Linked DNA regions of Homo sapiens: region 2 is linked to region 1. Evidence: chromatin loops called from intact Hi-C (ENCODE). Cell type or tissue: heart left ventricle. All regions are shown on one strand. Each heading gives the region's core, and the rest is flanking DNA. Links, peaks and the distances in the headings are about the cores only.

Evidence for each region. Peaks named below come from ENCODE experiments on the same cell type or tissue, not always from the same donor. Only the 100,000 strongest peaks of a DNase experiment are listed, where the experiment ranks them.
Region 2: a loop joins it to region 1, with 1.8 times the contacts of the local background. A loop is called at or near these places in 1 of 110 quality-filtered maps.

Annotation. Positions count from the first base shown.
Region 1 is chr13:112,636,303-112,646,837 of GRCh38, reverse strand. No RefSeq gene overlaps it. Among named protein-coding and RNA genes, the nearest start is that of ATP11AUN, 5.5 kb to the left of the region's middle. RefSeq lists a silencer at 3,996-4,179 and an enhancer at 9,286-9,955. In heart left ventricle, for the core only: CTCF peaks have their summits at 5,691 and 5,894 (motif pointing left); a DNase peak (open chromatin) is centred at 5,917; H3K27me3 peaks cover 2,201 bases.
Region 2 is chr13:112,744,198-112,754,732 of GRCh38, reverse strand. All of the region lies in intron 1 of ATP11A (ATPase phospholipid transporting 11A), which reads right to left. ATP11A-AS1 (ATP11A antisense RNA 1) reads left to right here and starts at 2. Exons shown (of 2, transcript NR_046661.1): 1 at 2-239; 2 at 7,293-9,284. RefSeq lists enhancers at 6,855-7,354, 7,999-8,520. In heart left ventricle, for the core only: no CTCF peak of the experiment used is centred there; a DNase peak (open chromatin) is centred at 5,532; H3K27ac peaks cover 252 bases.

The DNA of each region.
Region 1 (10,535 bases), core at 3,579-8,578:
CGATGCAGAATTCAGGTGTGTTAGGCTGTGATTTTAAAAGGCTTACCCTTCCAGGGCAGGTTACAGTAAGAGACACTTTCACACACTCTTTTCTTGTCTGCCTTTTAAAAAACATAGTAGGGTTACTTGCTTTGCAAATTCTTCTTAAATTAACAATTTGTCAGAGTATTGGTTAAAGATTGTAAGAAATGGAATAATTAGTATCAAAGTGCAATGGCTGTGTTTCTCAGAATTAGTATGTGAACAACCAGATGAAAGTGGGGAGGAGGGAATATTTCCTTTTTAAATCACTTTAGGAGGCCGACGTGGGCAGATCACCTGAGGTCAGGAGTTCCAGACCAGCCTGGCCAACATGGTGAAACCCTGTCTCTACTAAAAATACAAAAATTAGCCAGCCGTGGTGACGGGCTCCTGTAGTCCCAGCTACTCAGGAGGCTGAGGCAGGAGAATCACTTCAACCTGGGAGGCAGTGGAGGTTGCAGTGAGCCGAGCCGGCACCATTGCACTCCAGCCTGGGTGACAGAGTGAGACTCCGTCTCAAAAAAAAAAAAAGTCATCGAGTTATTTTGCTGAATTATTGAGTGAATTCGCCTCTTCCCTGGCCAGCATCTCCTTAGCAGGGAAAAGGGGGAGGTCTGGGATGAGGAATGATCGGGTTGTCTGATCAGGGGTGTCTGTTACCAGCAGTGCTTAGAAACAGACAGTTATGCCTTCCCATGTCTACATGGTCGCCTTGAGCACAATTGCTCAGAAAAGTGACATCAAAATGCCCACCGTTCCTTCAAAACCTGCAGATCAAAGCAGTTTTCTCAAATTCTCTTCTTGCATTCTGAGATATGATTTCTACCTGCTGAGTAGCTGGTCCGACGCCTTCACCATTTTAGATGTTTCCTCCTGAGCTGAGACACTGTCCTGCTTTAAAACCTTCTTGGAAAGGACACCCTGGCCAGTCACTGACGCCTCCTGAGTTCATGTCCTAGGACTGCCGTAACAAAGTGTCACACACTGCATAGTATACACAACAGAAGTGCGTTCTCTCACCGTTCTGGGGACCGAATGCCCAAGGTCAAAGTGTAGGCAGAAACATGCCCCCTTGGCAGGCTCTGGGGAAGACCCTTCACCCCTCTCCCAGCCCCTGCTGGCTGCCAGCCATCCTTGCCATCCTCGCCATCCTCGCCGTCCTCACCGTCCTCGCCGTCCTCGCCATCCTCGGTGTCCTCGCCGTCCTCGCCGTCCTCGCCGTCCTCGCCATCCTCGCCGTCCTCGCCATGCTCACCGTCCTCTGTGTCCTCGCCATCCTCGCCGTCCTCGCCGTCCTCACCGTCCTCGCCATCCTCGCCATCCTCAGTGTCCTCGCCATCCTCGCCATCCTCGCCGTCCTCGCCGTCCTCGCCGTCCTCGGTGTCCTCGCCGTCCTCGGTGTCCTCGCCATCCTCACCATCCTCACTGTCCTCGCCATCCTCGCCATCCTCGGTGTCCTCTGGTTGGTGGACACATCGCTCCAGCCTCTGCCTTGAACGTCACTTGCTGGTCTCCCGTGTGTGTGTGTGTGTGTGTGTGTGTGTGTGTGTGTGTGTGTGTGTGTCTGTGTTCAGATTTCCTTCTTCTTTTTTTTTTGATATGGACTCTCGCTCTGTCACCCAGGCTGGAATGCGGTGGCACCATCTCAGCTCACTGCAACCTCCGCTTCCTGGGTTTAAGCCATTCTTGTGCCTCAGCCTCCTCAGTAGCTGGGATCACAGGCGCCTGCCACCACACCAGGCTAAGTTTTGTATTTTTAGTAGAGATGGGGTTTCACCATGTTGGCCAGGCTGGTCTCGAACTCCTTAACTCAGGTGATCCACCTGCCTTGGCCTCCCAAAGTGCTGGGATTACAGGCACTGCACCCGGCCCAATTTCCTTCCTTTAAGGACACTCACTGGTGGTTGCATCCAAGCTCACCCTACTTCAGTGTGACCTCACCTTAACTTGATTCCACCCACAAAGACCCTATTTCCTTTTTTTTTTTTTTTTGAGACGGAGTCTTACTCTGTCACCAGGCTGGAGTGCAGTGGCGTGATCTCGGCTCACTGCAACCTCTGCCTCCCAGGTTCAAGTGATTCTCCTGCCTCAGCCTCCCGAGTAGCTGGGACTACAGGTGCAGGTCACCACACCCAGCTAATTTTTGTGTTTTTAGTAAAGATGGGGTTTCACCATGTTGGCCAGGATGGTCTCCATCTCTTGACCTCGTGATCCACCTGCATTGGCCTCCCAAAGTTCTGGGATTACAGATGTGAGCCGCTGCACCTGGCCCACAAAGACCCTATTTCCAAATAAAGTCACATTCACAGCTTCTAGTGGACATGACCTTTTTGGGGGCCACTGACACCGCCATCTTTCCAGCCTGAAGCCAGAGGACAGGGATGGGATCCTGGGGGTACGAGGTGGGCTCAGGGCTCTGGCACAGCTCAGGGAGGAAAAGCTGATGCATACTCAGGGCTGTGGCCTCAGGCAGTGAGGGCCTAGGACCTGGGAGACTCCGGGAGCAGGGCAGGGAAGCCGGGAGAGAAACTCCATCCAATGGGCATCTGTTGCAGGTGCGTTCCTGGCTGCCTGCCCGTCTCACTCTGGCTCTACACAGGAAGCTGGCAAACTCCGGACACTCTGGAGTCAACTAACATCTGAGTCAGGGTCAGATGCAGCAGCCACCACTCCAGGGAGACTGGTGGATGGTCAGGCAATGGGGAGGCCGCACTTGCTTGACGTCCAACTGGGCACTTCATTTCACAGCCTAACAGGGTTCCATTTTGCTAATTTTAAGTAGGATCACTTATTTTAAAATAGAGACAGTGTTTATATTTTAGCCCCATGTCAGACTGTAGTGTGTTAATGAAAGGCAAATTCCAAAGTCCAATCCAGGGAGGGCACAGTAACATTTAAATAATTTACTAAAGTTTCTTGTGAACAGGTGAATGTCTGTATGCAGTTCTCATAGAAGATGTATTGAGGAGGCATGAACATACTTTTGTTAAAATCCAATCAAATTTAAAGAGTAAATTATTTTTCTAGGTCAGGTATGGTGGCTCACGCCACCAACAGTTTGGGAGGCTGAGGTGGGTGGATCACCTGAGGTCAGGAGTTCGAGACCAGCCTGGCCAACATGGTGAAACCTATCTCTACTAAAAACACAAAAAATTAGCTGAGCCTGGTGGCGGACACCTGTAATCCCAGCTACTCAGGAGACTGAGGCAGCAGAATTGCTTGAACCCGGGAGGCAGAGGTTGCAGTGAGCCAAGATGGCACCACTGCACTCCAGTCTGGGCAAGAGAGTGCGACTATGTCTCAAATAAAATAAAATAAAATAAAATAAAATAAAATAAAGAGGCAATAGAGACAGAAAAACAAAATACAATGCATGAACTTTGACTGGTTCTGTAATACAAGGCATGTGGGGACAACGGGGACATTCTGAATTTGGACACGATAGGAGATGGTATTAAGGAATCGTTACTGACTTTCTTAGGTGTGAGAATGGTACTTTGACTGTGCAGGAGAACATCCTTGTTTTTCAGAGACATGTTGAGGTTGCCGAGGGTGAACTACATGAGGTCTCATGAAGTGGCCCGGCAAAAAAATAAAAAAATAGATAAATAAAAATAAACATAAATAGTTAGGTGTGGGCAATGGGTTATTTTTCTCCAAACTTCCTCTAACGCTGAGATTGCTCATGATGAAACATGAAAACAGAGAGTCTGACAAAGAAAACTATTAGCAGATGACTTCTTGGTACAGATGTTTCAGTAAAAGCCCAGCCTTTCCGAGTCATCTGTTGGTGGGTCTGGGAGTGCTGGACATGCCACCTACCTGGTGCTCAGAAGGGCCCTGATGTGGGCATCGGAATCACGGATGCCCGCTGCTGTTCAGTGACAGCACTCAGGCACACAGGGACCATCCCTGACTTTCCTACCCATTTGTAATCCTTCTCCCTAATCTGGCATCTTACTTGTAAAGTGAAATCCACACGACTCTGGTTGCTCTTGGGCAGAGTTGTTTGTTGGTTTGGAGATGTTGCTGGAGCAGCCATGGGAGGCCAATGCCTCAGCCTTCCTGATAGGAAGGCTGCCTGGCCTAAAGTTCATTTGAAATACATGAAAGCAAGATGGGTTGGTGGACAGAGCATTGGACCTGGGGGCAGATGTGATAAAATGTCCATTGCTAGCATGTAGGAGTGGGTGGCGGGCAGGCGGCGGGTGGGCAGGTGCTCACTGAGCCATTCTGGCAGCTTTTCCATGTTTAAATTTTTCCTTAACAAAATATTGGGGGAAATATTAAGTGACAGAAGTGAGATTTGAACCAAGGCTCCAGGATCTGGGTTCTTGGCCACGGTGCTCCGACGCCTCTCAGGCAGGGATGGGTTTGATGGAATTCATGCAGCAAAGGCATCACAGGCCTTTGTGCAAACTGAAAAGTGTATGGCCAGCCCTCCTCTCCAAGATGGGACTCAGAGGCAGGAAGTGCTTGCCCAAGGTCCAGGGGAAGGTTAGGGCCCCACCCCGCCTTCCCATTGCAGGGCACATGCACCGCTTAGGGCTGCCTTGACACCTCACGGAAACGCCGAGCAAGGCACGGGGATGCTGTTCACCTCCTGCGTATGTGGGCCCCAGGACAGCCCCTCTGGTCATCAGTGGGCCTCTAAGCACGGGGGTGCCTTTTCTTCCAGCGCCCGATGGGCTGGCCTGCTTTTACTCCCGTGTAGACGCCGTCCTCCTCCTTGCATTGTGTTGCCTGCTCCTCTTTGAACACGTGCGGTTTATCGAGCAGCACAGGAAACGTTTACCCTTGAGATTAAACATCTTCTGGCTTCACTTCTATTTTTAATGCCTCGGATTCATATAGCACTTCCCTTTGATGAGGTCAGCCCTTCACAGACATTGTCTAATGAATCCTCCTGGACTGGGGGCGTGATGGGCATCGTGAACCGAAGGCCATGGATGAAAAACAACAACCTCAAAGGAGTTGTGTGCAATTGCTGTGTAGACGAAGGGATCAGAGAGCGGTCATCGTGCCTGAAATAGAATCTTTATCTTCCAATTCCTCTTTCAGGGGCCTGGGAAACGGACACCTGCAGCGAGGACCAGGGTGTGGTGTGGAAGCAGGAATGACGGCATCTCAGCACTGGAAGCAGACTTGGAGACTGGCTGCTGCCTCCGCATCTGACCCACAGGGAAGGTGATAAAGCTGGGCTGTGCCCAGGGTCACGAGGCTTATTAGCACAAATCTCCAGCCAGGGCCTGGGCTGCGTAGCCTCAGAAACTCCACATTTCAACGGTCGATATTTCATTTTCTAGGAACTGATTTTATTTTATGTTATTTATTTTTTAACAGAGTCTTGCTCTGTTGCCCAGGTTGGAGTGCAGTGGTGCAATCTTGGCTCACTGCAACCACCACATCCCGGGTTTAAGCAATTCTCCTGCCTCAGCCTCCTGAGTAGCTGGGATTATAGGCATGCGCCACCATGCCCGGCTAATTTTTGTATTTTTAGTAGAGACGGGGTTTCATTCACCATGTTGCCCAGGCTGGTCTTGAATTCCTGACCTCCGGTGATCTGCTTGCCTCAGGTTCCCAAAGTGTTGGGATTATAGGCGTGAGCCATCATGCCCAGCCATGAAGTAATTTTAAATTACACACCTCATTCCCTGCTCAGGCCATACAAGCCATACAAGCCTTTCTTCACCCACAGCAATTCTGTCTTTCAAGGAAATTAACTTGTAAGATTTACCTCAAGCCTAGAGGCCTAGAAAAGTCTGTAAACTGGCATCCCTTTTAGGGGGACATTGGCACAGGCAGCTCAAGCTCTGGGGGCTCAGAACAAGCTGAGCCAAAGGACCCCGCCATGCGGGCCAGATCCCAAGAGCGCCACCTGGGGGCAGAGTGCACGGCCGTGCAGGTCCGGAACTGCCGACTGGGTGGGCGGCACCTGCGTTTCCCATCGCGCTGTGCCCAGGCCCGCGAACACCCAAGGGAGAAACCCGCAATTCCAGTTGTTCCCAGGGTCCCTCAGCCTCTTTGGGACTTCAGGGAGCCAGGCAAAGAGGTCAGCTGTTGAGTTTTTCTAGAAATTCCCTCAATGCTGTGGCTGGGTCTCCCTGAACATACAGCAAAGTTGACCACGCCCAGACTGGGGGACTTGAAGGATGTCTCTGGGCTGCGCAATGTAAGAAATTGCTATCACAGGTGTTTATGCAAAAAAAAAAAAAAAAAAAAAAAGAAAAAAAAAAGCGCTGCCACGTGGCATTGGTACTCAGTCCTCTAAACCAATATTCCCGATAAGATGTCTCATTTCATCTTTAGATTAAAAGAAAGGACAAGAGTTCCTGAGTAAGAAACTTCCTCAGGAAGGAGGTTTTCCGCCAAGCTTTTTGTCTGTTGTTTATGTATCCATCCGTCTATTCATCCATGCATTTATTTATTTAATCTATTTATCTGTCCATCCTTATCTAACTATTTTCAGGTAAACAAACTAAATTAATAATAATCCTTGCTTCACATAGTACAGTTTCATTCATTGGCCAATACGGTGAGCTACTAGTTTTATTTTGATAATGTGGATGGAGTGTCTACAACCCAAACAGAAGCCAGGATTTTGGCTGTAACCTGCCTTAAACCACACGGCTGCACCTGATCCCATGCTCCCGCACCATCCCCTAGCTCTTCACCCCCAGCTGACCATCATCCTAAATCCCATGTCCCTGCTTCTCCACTTTCACTTTTTAAAAAATAGTTTTGCACCCATAGGTATTCCTAAAAAGTGTGTTAATATAGACGTGCTTAACTTTACTAACGTGGTATTATGCTTTCTGTAGTGGTTTTAGACTACTTTTTGCCTTACTATTGCGTTGCTGAGTTTTACCATGTTGTGTCTCACTGCAGTGCATTCATTCTGACAGCTGTGTAATCATCCACCGTGTGAACATAGTGCCAGAAACTGTGAAAGACTGAGATTTCACCACTTGTGAGCTAACACATCAGCCTGCCCATTTCAGAGATTCTGTAGGAGGCATGAGATTCCGAGGTCAGAGACAAAAGCCTGTCACTCGTGGCACAGGCAGCACAGGCATCTGCATCTTTACGGCAGTTCCTCTTGTCTTCCAGTGCCATGGGGTACTGGAAGTGGATGGGCACAGGTGGGTGCCCCCACACAGAGCAGGTGCATTACAGAGAGAAACCCTGAGCTCAGAAGATATAAATCTTTTATCATAGGCAGGAAACATGCTTACCCTTTGCTCCAGAGAGAAACGATCTGTATCTTTCAAGGCTGTTTGCTATACAGTCATTCTGGAAAAGACAGCTTTGGACAAAGGCAGTTAGTGCCTTGCCTGCAAGACACACAGCAATGTGAGAGACCTGTGGGGAATTCTCTCCCAATGTACATTACAGAATCTTCATGCTTTCAACGTGGAGGTACTATGGCCAACAGAATAGAGGCATCTCTAAGATGGTAACTGTACTAAGCTTTATCAATCCACTTATATCTTAAAAGGAAATTAATTTATCAGATTTTTAGCCCCTGGAGAGGCAGATGAGTTACATTTCCAGATGGGGCACTGGGAGGGGAGGACTATGCGGGTCGAGTCACAGGACGTGGCGCGAGAGGCTGCTGAGGGTGGTGACGGCATACTACACTCACCTTCCCCTCCTGGGCAACTGGACGACTGTGGCCATGTGGCTGGTGGGACAGAAGCCACTGCCTACCTACATGGCCATAGCATGGAGCAGATGCTAGTTGATCTGACGACACTTTTATGCTCTGCTGATTCAGCAAAAAAGCAAGAACAGAGGCTGAAGGGAACAGGAAAGAGGGGCCCTAGGGCTGTTGGAGCAGGGCAGGGTCTGGCACGGACACTGAGCTAAGAGACTTGGCATTTTCGAAACTCTCCCTTCTCTATAAAAATCATCCCTCCCCTTAACAGTAAACTTGAAGGAAGAGGTAGATCCACCAGGAACACCTCCTAGGCAGGGGCTGGACGTGTATATCCCTGGGGAAGTGGCTCTCAGCCCGGACTGTACCCTGTAATTACGTGGGGCGCAATAACCAAGTCCCATGCCCAGTACAAAATATGCCAGGTACTAAATAGGGGGTCATTGAATTGGTGCTTAACTGCGTTGTTGATGCTTCTACTCCAAACTGCAAAACAAAGACCCAGAGCAGAGCTTTGCAGCCGGCCTCGCCGCGTCACGTGGGAACTTGTCGGAAACACCATGGCAGGGCCACACCCCAGGTGATGGAATCGGAAACCTGAGGGTGGAGTCCCAGCCAGTTTGCTTTGAAAGCTTCCCAGGTGGGAAGCGTAGCTCCAGGGGAAAGACATGAAGACTCAGACCCTCATTTGCTATCCGTGTAGAATGTCGGCGGCCAGATCGTGCTGGGCAGGGCAGGGCAAGGGCACAGGGAAGGTCAAGGCGCACACGCGATCGTCTGTTCGACCTCATCCTCGGCGCCCTCCAAGCCTGTCCTGTGCCAGAGTCAGCTTTGACCGTTTCTCTCTTCACCACTGCAATCAAATAAAATCTTCCTGGTTCCTGCAGAACCCACTTCATTTCCAGGGCGAGACGTTTTCTGCTGTGAGGTGGCAGCTGAAGCCCCCTGCAGCAGAGGTGGCCAGTGGGGCAGGCAGGGGTGCTGCAGGACCCACCACGCACCCTCAGGTGGCCATCAGCTCAGGGATTCTGCACTATCATCCCTTCTGTGGTCGCCAGAAATATGTTACAGGACGGGGTCCCAATCCAGACCCCAAGAGGGGGTTCTTGGGTCTTGCGCGAGAAGGAATTCAGGGCGAGTTCACAGGGCAAAGTAAAAGCAAGTTTATTAAGAAAGCAAAGTGGTGAAAGTGCAGCTGCTCCATAGACAGAGGAGAACGTTCCAGAAAGTAAGAGGAGGGACGCGTCCACCCTGGGAAAATGCTGCTTCATATGGGGAGATGTGCTCTGCTACAAGGGTTTGTGATAAAGGATTAGGTTTCTTAATTACTATATTTTACAAGAATAGATATTATTCGCTTTAAAGCAAAGTTAGGAATGCCTTTGTTCTCCAGTTATGGGGATATCTGGACACTCTCAAGTCTGGGTCTGTTTAGTAAACATTGTTAATTTGTTCCCTGAACTGTAAACATCTAGAGGCTCGGAATGCCTGACTTCCTAAGAATGCAGCCCAGCAAGGCCTAGCCTCATTTTCCAGCCCTCACTCAAGATGGAGTTGCTCTGGTTCGAACGCCTGTGACAGTGGCACTGCGTGAAGGAAACCCTGGCTTTGCAAAATCTCTGAGGAATTCTTCTCGGGGGCCTGGAGGCCGCCCTGGCGGCAGCTCCTTGGATCTGTCTGCCAGCGCCAAAGTGGGAAGGAGAATGGCCTGGGTCTCCCACTCCTCCTTCCCTCCTGCCTGGCCTGTTCCGTGGGCTCCTGCGCCCACTCCTCCTCCCCGCGGCCATGGGCTCCTCCTGCGAAATCTTGCATGGCCTCGGCTGCCAGGTGGCAGAGCCGCTGCGCTTGGGCGATGAAAGCAGACGGTGGCTCTGTTGCCCTCCTCCCACCCATCTCCCATGTTTCTGCCACCTTTTTAAGGGTGATGCTGCTCGCTGGAGTAAAAACCGTCGACTGACAGAAGCACGTTGGGCTGTGGGGTGAAATAATGACACCTCGAGCCCTGCCTGTCGTGGACCCAATGGAAGCCAGGGCCTCGCCCTAGAGCAGACATGGGCCTCAGGAGGGTGGGTGTGTCTGTGGGCGGAGTTCCCACCCGAGCCCTTGTCATGCACAGCCCCAGATTTGCCTTTGGCCTCCAGGTGCCACATGGGGACAAGCTGGGAACCAGGAAAGAAATGGGATAGTGCTCGGAAAACTGGTAGCTGGCAGTGGATAGCATGACCATGTGCCTGCCTGCGTGTTACTCATACAAACCCCAGGACCCAGACAACCCCATGAGGTGCAGACAGTGAGGGTTGTCGGTGCAAAGCACAGGCAGAGCAGATCCTGGCTCCTGGGCTGCATGGTCTTGGGTGACTCCTGACGTCTCCGTGCTCCTGGCTCCTCCTCTGTAACACGGGAGTCAGTCATCGTGCACGTTCGCAGGGTCATCAAAAGAATGGCCTGTGTTGGGGCAGTGTCCTGGCCATGGTGCGCACCCGAGGGCATTGGCTGTCATCCCCATCCTCCCTGGAGGGGATGGGACCTGCAGATGAAGCCCTTGCTAGTCCTGCAGCCGGGATCGGCGGGGTCAATCTGCTCTCTGAGTTCCTCAGCTGCACCCCTTGGAGGAGAGAGCCTGGATTCTACAGCAGAGACAGGGAAGAATTGTGGTGTCTGTGGCCCCTGAATTCCTTGGGGTCCCCAGACCTGCACTCCCCCCGGACTTGTGACTCGAGGTGACCCGTTCTCCCGACTGGCCGAGCTCCCCTCATGAGGTTCTCTGTCCCTTGCAGCTGAAAGCATTCTGACGGACACAGCTGGTTTTCCCTGCACTCTAGCACAATCTTAAAATAAAAAGGGAAACCCAGTTCTT
Region 2 (10,535 bases), core at 3,266-8,265, 110 kb before region 1:
CAGTGTGAGACATTCCAGCCAATGAGACCCACAGGCTTTGGAGGCGATGGGTCCACCTGTGAGTGGAGTACAGAACGTGGGGGAACAGCTTCCCAGGAGTCTGGGGCTCAACCTCTCCAGGAGGCCCTGAAGGTGGCCTGAGAAAGTTCTGCCTCTCGGGGGGGCAGCGTGGAGCACAGGAGCCGCAGTGAGTCCTGCCTGGCTCTAAGCACCACTTTCCAAGCATGCAGCTTTGGCAGGTGAATTAGCCCAGTACTCAGTTTCCTCGGCGGGAGAGCAGGGCTGTGGGGTGGCACCTGCCTCACAGGGCCGCTGGGAGGGATGCCTGGGTGACAGTGAACGCAAGGAGCATGCTCATACACCCCAAACATGGCGAGCGTTATCTGGAGGCATATGCAGAGGTGGGACTGGGGACCAGGTCTCCAAAGACCAAGAATCAGCCGAGGCACTAAGGGGCAGATTGCAGAGGTGAACAGTCCCGCCAGTGAGAACCCGGCCCTGTTATTCCACGGCCTTCTCTGCCTTCTGCGAGAAAACGAATTTCCCAGACCCCAGCGCAGGCCTTTCTCACATCTCAGCAGCAGGGACCGTGGCTCCAACTGCGGCTCAGGATGAAGGCCCCAGGCGCTGAAGAGAGTGAAGCCGAACCCCTCCTCAATCCCAAAACACTGGGGACCACGGTGAGACAGCGACGCCCTGGATGCTGCCTGGTCAAGGTCAGGCTGTGATCGGCCTGTCAGGCGTGTGGCAGAACCAGCTTCAGAGGCAGCGGTGTCCACGTAATGAGCTCAAATGATGCCCCAGGAAGAACATAGATGGCTTCTTTCTTTAATTCCTCAGCATGTTTTTAAATTTAAATAACTCTACATTGCATTTTGGAAAAAGCGCTTCTAACATAAGCCTGTTTGACTGCAGTTAAATAATTTATGTGTCTCTTGGCCTGGGAATCACTGTCTCCATTATTTTTTTTATGTGACTCACTTTATTGCTCCATTATTATTAATAATAAATATGTCAGGAATCAGGCACACAAAAATATCAAGAATAAAGAAGTATATAAAGAGCTCCTCAAGACACAACCCAAATGAAAGATGGGCAAAAGATATAAACAAGCTGTTCTTTTTCAAAAAAGAGAAAAGAACAGCAAATGGACTTAAACACATAAAAAGATTCTCAACCTGCCTGTTAGCAGGAGAAGTACAAGATAAAACCACAACAGGACGTGGCATCTCATCCAGCAGCGGTAGGCAGGCCCAGAAGCTGGCAAGCCGGGCAGCGCAGGCTGCTGGCGAGGTAGGTGGAGAACAGGCATCCTCCTACGGCACTGACAGAGCAAACCGCAAACGTACCCCCCTTCTCAGAAATCTCCCTTCTCCAAAGCGATCCCAAAGCTGTCCTCGCAGAAATATAGCTGATGTACTCACAAGGCATCTGCAGCACTATTTATAAAAGCAGAAGATTGGAGCCCAGCTGTCCATGATGTGGGGCGGCCAGGGGCGGGGGAGGTTGAGTCCACAGGGGAACATCACGCAGCTGTGCAGACACATGCACGCCATCCACATAACACGCAGGTACAAAGGGACGGAGGGACAGAGAGAAAAAAGTCTGGGCCGGGGTAACTGTAAGCCACCGTATATGTCATTGGGAACACTGACTCATTTACCCTGGGCCTGATGTCACTGACTTCTACCTCCTGCCCCAAGACTTAGAGTGAAAGATGAAAAGATGACCTGTTAACTCACCTGTGGGCAGGATGTGTAGACCATGTAGCATATGTGATTGAATACACAGCCAGTCCCTCCATTAACTCCAAAGGACACGGCTCCTTCGGCAGCTGCTGGAGGCCAGGCGGAAGCCACTCCCAGGTGGGTGCATCCTGGCTGACTTTCCTGGAAAGTCCCGATGCTACACTGACAACTACATTCTCTTTAGCAATTGTAGGATGGCCAGCAAGGACACTGTGGTTATCGGCGGTGGAAAGTAAATTCTTGGCATCCTACTGCTATTCCAGGCTATTAAACTACATTACGGTATTCTGTGTTGTAGAAATGTGTGGTTCATTCCACTGAAAGGGCAATTAAGTTTGTATGGTCAGAACAACTCTCAGTAAAATTCCTCATTAATTTTCTCACATAGAAATACACAACCCGTCAGACGGACGCGTATTCAGTGCTGAAGACGATGGCAGCAGGCTGGGGGTGGGGACAGAAAGAGGAGCCCCCGTCCCTCACAGCCCGCTCCGCACAGGGGCGCCCACCAGGCACAGGGGTACCCGCTCCACACAGGGGCGCCCGCCGGGAGGATTCTCCTGAGCTGCACTCTCCACCCCCGGGAACCCAGGAGACTTTGGGAATGGCGCTGCATGTCACTCCTGTGCTCAAACAGGTCCTCGCAGGAGGCCTTCCTGACTGCAGCACAGAAAAAGGCTGCCCTCCTCCCGGCCCCGAGCCCCACTGTCCTGCCCCATTTTCTTCTCCATGTACATCCCCACCTGACACAGCCGCCGTCACTGTTGTGACTTCTCTGCTGCCAGACGTCCCCCACCTTGAAACGAGGCAGGCCATTTATGACATAATCAGACACAGGGTTTACAGTGAGAGGCCCTAAGAAAGGAAACATCCTAATTTCCTAACAAATGAATGACCAATACTAGACCAATTCCTGAAAGGCTTATACCTGTGGAAAGGGGGAAGGGGTCCCTTAAAAGCATGGGGCACTCCAGGGCTCAGGAAAAGATGAACGACTTAGCCACATCGTTATTTACAAAGATGCAATGACATATATATTTGTGTATTTACACACACGCATGTGTGTATGTGTATACCATAATGTCAAAAGACAAATGAAAAACTGGGAGGCCAGTCACAGTGGCTGATGCCTGTAGTCCCAGCACTCTGAGGCGGGAGAATCACTGGAACCAGGCTGCAGTGACGCGGGATCACAGCACTGCACTCCAGCCTGGGTGACAGAGTAAGACCCTGTCTCAAAAAAAGGGGGGGGGGATTATCTGCAGTATGCATATCAGTCAAAGGGCCAATGTCTGTTTTTTTTTTTGTTTTGTTTTGTTTTGTTTTTGAGATGGAGCCTCACTGTCGCCCAGGCTGAAGTGCACTGGTGCGATCTCGGCTCACTGCAACCTCCACCTTCCGGGTTCAAGTGATTCTCATGCCTCAGCCTCCCTAGTAGCTGGGATTACAGGTGCGCGTCACCACATCCGGCTAATTTTTGTATTTTTAATAGAGATGGGGTTTCACCATGTTGGCCAGGCTGGTCTCAAATTGCTGGCCTCAAACAATCCACCCAACTCAGCCTCCCAAAGTGCTGGGTTTACAGGCATCAGCCACACTGTACCTGGCAAGGGCTAATTTATTTAATATAAAAAGAGCTCTCACAAATCAAGAGAAAAAAATGAACAGCCCAATAAACAAATGGCAGGGTGTATTCGCAGGCTGTTCATGGAAGAAAAACGTACGGTGGCAATTTAGCAGTAAACAAACAATACCAAGACACATGCCTTTCGACACAGTAGCTCCACCTCTACAAACATCCATGGAAGGACACGAAGACGCGCTTACACCGGTGTTCATCTTGCTGGAAAGGAACAGCCCTGCTCACAACAGTGAGAAAAGGGCGGTCCCACAGGGAGCAGAGAGACCCTGCGGCCCCACCGCCAAGGTTCAGCTCCTCCACAGTGGGCAGCCGTCTACGTGTTATGCCTCAATTCCCATCTCTAAAGTGGGAATAATAATGCTATTGTACCTCATGATGACATTACACCGATGAAGTTAGAATGGCACAGAATTAATTGCTCTATAAATGTTTGATGAAGGAGAGGATAATGATAAATAAAAATATCATGATGACGGTAATTATCATAACAATTCTACTTGTTATAAAAAGGCAGGGGGAAGCTACGTGACCCAGAAGAGGTCAGAAGTCATCTCTCCCAAACAGGCAGCTTCCACTTCCAACCTTCCCCGAACTCAAAGGAGGCTTTGTTATTCTCCCAAACGAAAACCTAGTGCAGTAAACACTAGTGAGCAAAGTGGACTGAAAGACTGAGAAATTCACGAGAGGCTGAAGGGGGATTCAACCCCGCGTCCTTCAGCAGGCGTGTCCCCACGTGGGAGGATGGAGACTCTCCTTCCCTAAGACAGAAATTCACGAGAGGCTGAAGGGGATTCAAACCCGCATCCTTCAGCAGGCGTGTCCCCACGTGGGAGGATGGAGACTCTCCTTCCCTAAGACAGAAATTCACGAGAGGCTGAAGAGGGATTCAACCCCGCGTCCTTCAGCAGGCGTGTCCCCACGTGGGAGGATGGAGACTCTCCTTCCCTAAGACAGAAATTCACGAGAGGCTGAAGGGGATTCAAACCCGCATCCTTCAGCAGGCGTGTCCCCACGTGGGAGGATGGAGACTCTCCTTCCCTAAGACAGAAATTCACGAGAGGCTGAAGGGGACTCAACCCCGCATCCTTCAGCAGGCGTGTCCCCACGTGGGAGGATGGAGACTCTCCTTCCCTAAGACAGAAATTCACGAGAGGCTGAAGGGGACTCAACCCCGCATCCTTCAGCAGGCGTGTCCCCACGTGGGAGGATGGAGACTCTCCTTCCCTAAGACAGAAATTCACGAGAGGCTGAAGGGGACTCAACCCCGCATCCTTCAGCAGGCGTGTCCCCACGTGGGAGGATGGAGACTCTCCTTCCCTAAGACAGAAATTCACGAGAGGCTGAAGGGGGATTCAACCCCGCTTCCTTCAGCAGGCATGTCCCCACGTGGGAGGATGGAGACTCTCCTTCCCTAAGACAGAAATTCACGAGAGGCTGAAGGGGGATTCAACCCCGCGTCCTTCAGCAGGCGTGTCCCCACATGGGAGGATGGAGACTCTCCTTCCCTAAGACAGAAATTCACGAGAGGCTGAAGGGGATTCAACCCCGCATCCTTCAGCAGGCGTGTCCCCACGTGGGAGGATGGAGATTCTCCTTCCCTAAGACAGAAATTCACGAGAGGCTGAAGGGGATTCAACCCCGCATCCTTCAGCAGACGTGTCCCCACGTGGGAGGATGGAGACTCTCCTTCCCTTTCTCTTCCTAACACAGTATCCACATTCCTAGGAATCAACGTTCCCAGCTTTTCTCTGATTAATATCTAGGTTCAGTACTTTCCCCAAAGCATATCTGTGTCTTCTCTTCTTTTCTGAGTTCTGTAAATCTCCTTTGCTTATTTTTATCTGTAAGACTTTTAATACTCAACAAGTTGCAACTTTTAGTAAAAAATTCCTTAAGCCTTTGACCAATGCTGGGAATATTTTTGAGAATGTAGTTAATTCAGGAAAGTCATTCAATAGTGAAAGACTTTTAAAATAAAAGTTAGAATGCTACGAAATGAAAGTTTCCCTTATTCTTTTAAGCGTGGCAGAAGTTCTTAATTTCTATTAAGAAATAGAAGGCTGGGACCAGGGATGACACATTCCAGCTCTCTCCACTTGGCTGCTGCTTGAGTTGGGCACAGAGCCTGGCGGCTTAGGGAGCTAGACCGGCTGCACTGTGCGGAGATGGAGGCGCATCCATGGCCCACGGCATCCACCAGAGCAGACAGCCTCATGCTGTGGCACGCCAGGGAGGCCGCTGGGGACGCTGCAGCCACCTGCCCTGGGGCCCCAGCAGAGCTGGGCTCTGTAGGTCACTCCAGCTGTGGGCACCCTGACGCCCAGCCCACCCGTGACCCAGTGCATGGCTCAAATGGCAACATTCTGTGTGTGCTCCGTGATGTGGAAGAGGTGAGGCACATAGCCGCAAAGGGCGGCAGTGGCTGTCTTTAACAAACGCGAGTGTTAAGGACACTGGCATGACCTCGAAGCTCCTCCAGTAGTTAGATCCGACCACATACTGAAATTTTAATGGGAAACTGTTGAAGATATTGATCTACAAGCACCATTTTCTGCTTGATAATATGGTTTTAAAACATTTTTTACATTATCTCTGTAGCTGGCTAGCAAAAACACAATTGCTTATTTCGGATTAACAGGAAGAAGCATAAATGACTATAATGTAAAAATTGCATTCAGGCCGGGCGTGGTGGCTCACGCTTGTAATCCCAGCACTTTTGGAGGCCTCGGCGAATGGATCGCATGAGTCCAGGAGTCTGAGACCAGCCTGGGTGACAGAGCAGAACCCTGTCTCTACAAAGAATACAAAAATTGGCTGGGTGTGGGAGCGCATACCTACAGTCTCAGCTACTCTGGAGGCTGAGATGGGAGGATTGCTTGAGCCCAGGAGGCGGAGGCTGCAGTAAGCTGAGATCATGCTATTGCTCTCCAGCCTGCACAACAGAGCAAGATCCCATCTCAATAAAAAGAAATGAAAGAAATGCATTTATATTTATGATTGTTTCTCAGAATAAATATATCTACTACATGATCGCCAAAGTTAGAAGGTAATGAAGACCCATCTTAGTTTGAGAGTCCCACAAATGCCTTCTAGCTTCTGTCTATAAATACAGGTTGAGTAGCCCTTATCCAAAATGCTTGGGACCAGATGTGCTTTGGATTTTGGGACATTTGCATATGCATCATGAGATACCTTGTGATGAGACCCAAATCTAAACACAAAATTCATTTGTGTTTCACACACACCTCATACACACAGCCTGATGGTAATTTTATACAATATTTTAAATAATTTTATGCATGAAAGTTTGTGTCAACAGCTTATGAATGGAATTTTCCACTTGTGGCATCATGCTGGTGCTTGAAAAGTTTCAGATTTTTGGGCATTTTGGATTTGGGATTTTGGAATGAGGGATGCTCAAATTCATCCCATCCCTTCAATTTTGCCTTACCCTTTCTTTCTGCATACAATCCTGTGTTCCTTCGTTTTGTTTTGTTTTTTTTTTGAGATGGAGTCTTACACTCTGTCCGTCCGAATGGAGTGCAATGGCGTGATCTCTGAACACTGCAACCACCGCCTCCCAGGTTCAAGCAATTCTCCTGCCTCAGCCTCCCGAGTAGCTGGGATTACAGGCGTGCACCACAATGCCTGGCTAATTTTTGTACTTTTAGTAGAGATGGGGTTTCCCCATGTTGGCCAGGCCGGTCTCGAACTCCTGACCTCAAGTGATCCGCCGGCCTTGGCCTCCCAAAGTGCAGGGATTACAAGCATGAGCCACCATACCAGGCCCTGTGTTACTTTTTGTAATTTGCTAAAAAGCTACAGTAGGGCTATTGAATGTGCACATAATGCACTCTCTGTTTCTTTGAAACACTGCCAAAAACACTATTTTGCCTTTGCAGTTTCTTGGCACGCTGGCTGAAGACATGTTGCCCACAAGCTGAGGGAGGTCCTTACCCGTGGACGCCAAGCTCCGGGAGGCTGCAGTGGCGGCAGCTGAGTCTGCAGGTGGAGAGGTGCAGGGACTGTTTTGCCTCCACCTCCTTCAATACCTACTTTTCTTTCCAGCAACAGTCCCTTCCCTTACGCTCCCGAATCCACCCTGGCCCTGAGGCTGCACCTGAGTACCACATCCTGACCCCACTTGTTTGCAAGACGTCTGCATGTCCACAAGTGCAGCGTTCATCTCATCTCAACAAGCGATCCCTCCGGAGCAGACGGGTGATCCCTACCACCTTCTGAACACTCCTACTCATCATCTCGGTAACACCCTCTACCTGTTCCATACCTAGGCCAGAGGTTTTCACCCCGGCCACACGTCAGTACCACTTAGGAAGTTAAAAAAAAAAAAACTATGCCAATGCAAGCCAATGACAGAAAAAAATCAATTACCCGATTTTAAAATAGGCAAAGAACCTCAATAGACATTTGTAGCAAGAAGGTCTAATAAGGAGATGAAAAGTGCTCAAATTAAAACCACAATGAGGCCAGGCACAGCAGCTCACAGCTGTAATCCCAGCACTTAGGGAGGTCAACGTAGGAGGATCACTTGAGTTCAATACCAGCCTGAGCAACCTAATGAGACCCTCCCTCTCCAAAAAAAGTTGTCTTTTTTTTTTTTTTTTTTTAATTAGCCAGGCATGGTGGTGCACGCCTGTGATCCCAGCTACTGGGGAGACTGAGGTGGGAGGATCGCTTGAGCCCAGGAGGTCGAAGCTGCAGTGAGGTATGGTTGTGCCACTGCACTCCAGCCTGGGTAAGAGAGCGAGGTGCTGTCTCTAAAAAACAACAACAAAACCCCACAATGAGATACTACCTACACGGAGCAGGATGGCTGCTACCAAAACACTAGACAGTGCCAAGTGCCGGTGAGGACGTGGGGAACCAGAGCCCCAGTTACCCGGGGAGGACGCGGGGAGCCGGAACCCCAGTTACCCGGTGAGGACGTGGGGAACCGGAACCCCAGTTACCCGGGGAGGACGTGGGGAGCCGGAACCCCAGTTACCCGGTGAGGACGTGGGGAACCGGAGCCCTGTGCACTGTTGGTGCAAGTGTGAAACGACACGGCTGCTATGGAGACAGCACGGAGGTTCCTCAGAGAATTAAACATAGGTATGACCCAGCACAGGATCCAGCAGTGCCACCTCTGGGCGCGCATCCAAAAGACACGAACTCAGTACGTGGAGGAGACGTCAGCACACGATCACCGCCGCCAGCATTCACAGCGGCCTACGGCAGACGCCCAAGAGTCCATCACAGGTGAACGGACAAGAAAAACGTGGTGTATACACACAACAGAACGTGATTCCGCCACAAAACGACACAGGATGAGTCCACTGAAATGACGTATCTAAAGTGGTCAAAATCACAGACAGAGAAAGCAGAACGGTGGTCACCAGGGCCTGGGGGAGGGGAGGTGGGGACACCTAGTTTAACGGCCCAGAGGCTGAGTTTTGCAAGACGGAGAATTTCTGGAGTTCCGCTGCACGACAATGTGGAGGTGCTCAATACTGCTGAACTGTACACTTAACATGGCTATGATGGTCAGTTCCATGCATGCTTTTTTTACAATTCAAAACTTTAGAAAATTATTTAAAACATAACAATACCAAGCCTGGGTCCTGCCTCTCACCGCTCCTAATCTTTTTGTTTTATGCTTCTCGATGATCCTTTTGTTTTTTTGGCTTTCCTCACTCATTCTCATATGATTCTAATATATAGCTGTGAGGAGGAACACCTACAAATTATAAACTAAAATTTGAAACTGTCTCTGATTAGGGGATGTATATTTATTGTGCATCCTTTTATTCTCTTCATACTAGGGTACACAGTAAGAGCTTAGTACTCACTAAACATTCACATTATTACCAACTGAATAAAAGAATGAATGATTATTTATTTGGGTGGTACTAATACTCTAAACATACTTTAAAACACTGGGATAAAATTTTAAATAGCTACATTCTAATTCTGATTATGGGCTGGGGCGGTGGCTCACGCCTGTAATCCCCACACTTTGGGAGGCCCAGGTGGGTGAATCACCTGAGGTCAGGAGTTCAAGACCAGCCTGGCCAACATGGTGAAACCCTGTCTCTACTAAAAATACAAAAATTAGCCAGGCGTGGTAGCGGGCGCCTGTAGTCTCAGCTACTTGGGAGGCTGAGGCAGGAGAATTGCTTGAACCCAGGAAGCGGAGATTGCAGTGAGCCGAGATGGCACCACTGCACTCCAGCCTCAGCAACAGAGTAAGACTCCGTCTCAAATAATAGTAATAGTTATTATTATTATGCTACTAACTTATCTCGAAACTAGTAAGTCTTAGCTATCCAGTGCCCAATTACCCCATCAGTAAAATCCTCACATTTTCTGATGAATCACTGTGTGCCACGTACTATTTTAAGACTCCCAGATGTATGATCACATTTAAAACTCACCATTGTTTGAAAGGGACATCCCTGTTATTTTCATTTCCCAGTTGAAGAAATTGAGGCTGGAGAGCTCACATATCTTACATGAAGTAGGGAAGGAATTTGAACTGGAGTTGGCTAACCACAACGTTTTAACTTGGGACACACTTGGAACACTGTTCAGAGCACTCTGTGCTTTACACACCAGCCGGGTGACTAAGAGTCGACCAGGAGGGAAGGTGTGGAGGATGCACTTTCCTGGCAAAAGCAAAACACCTCCACAGCACCGAGCCGAGAGCTGACTGCAGGCCAACGAGCCCGAGAAGTGCAGCGGCTCACCCGTGAGGGCAGGTGGTGAGCAGAGGGCCGGGGAGGGAGGCACCAGCAGCTAACAATCAGCTTTCACGTGAGAAGCTGCCAGGGAGAGTCACCAAATGTGAAGATTAGGCTCCCCATGTCTGAGATTCACTGGACAGAAATAAGCATCCCTGAAATCGCCACTCAGAGAAATCCATCAACACACATCAACATACAGAACACTGCACTCCATCACACCCTCCCAGACCATCCGAAGCCGGGTGCCGGGAGGAAAGAAAAATCCATCAACACACATCAATATACAGAACACCATACTCCATCACACCCTCCCAGACCGTCCCAAGCCGGGTGCCGGGAGGACAGAGAAATCCGTCAACACACATCAACATACAGAACACTGCACTCCATCACACCCTCCCA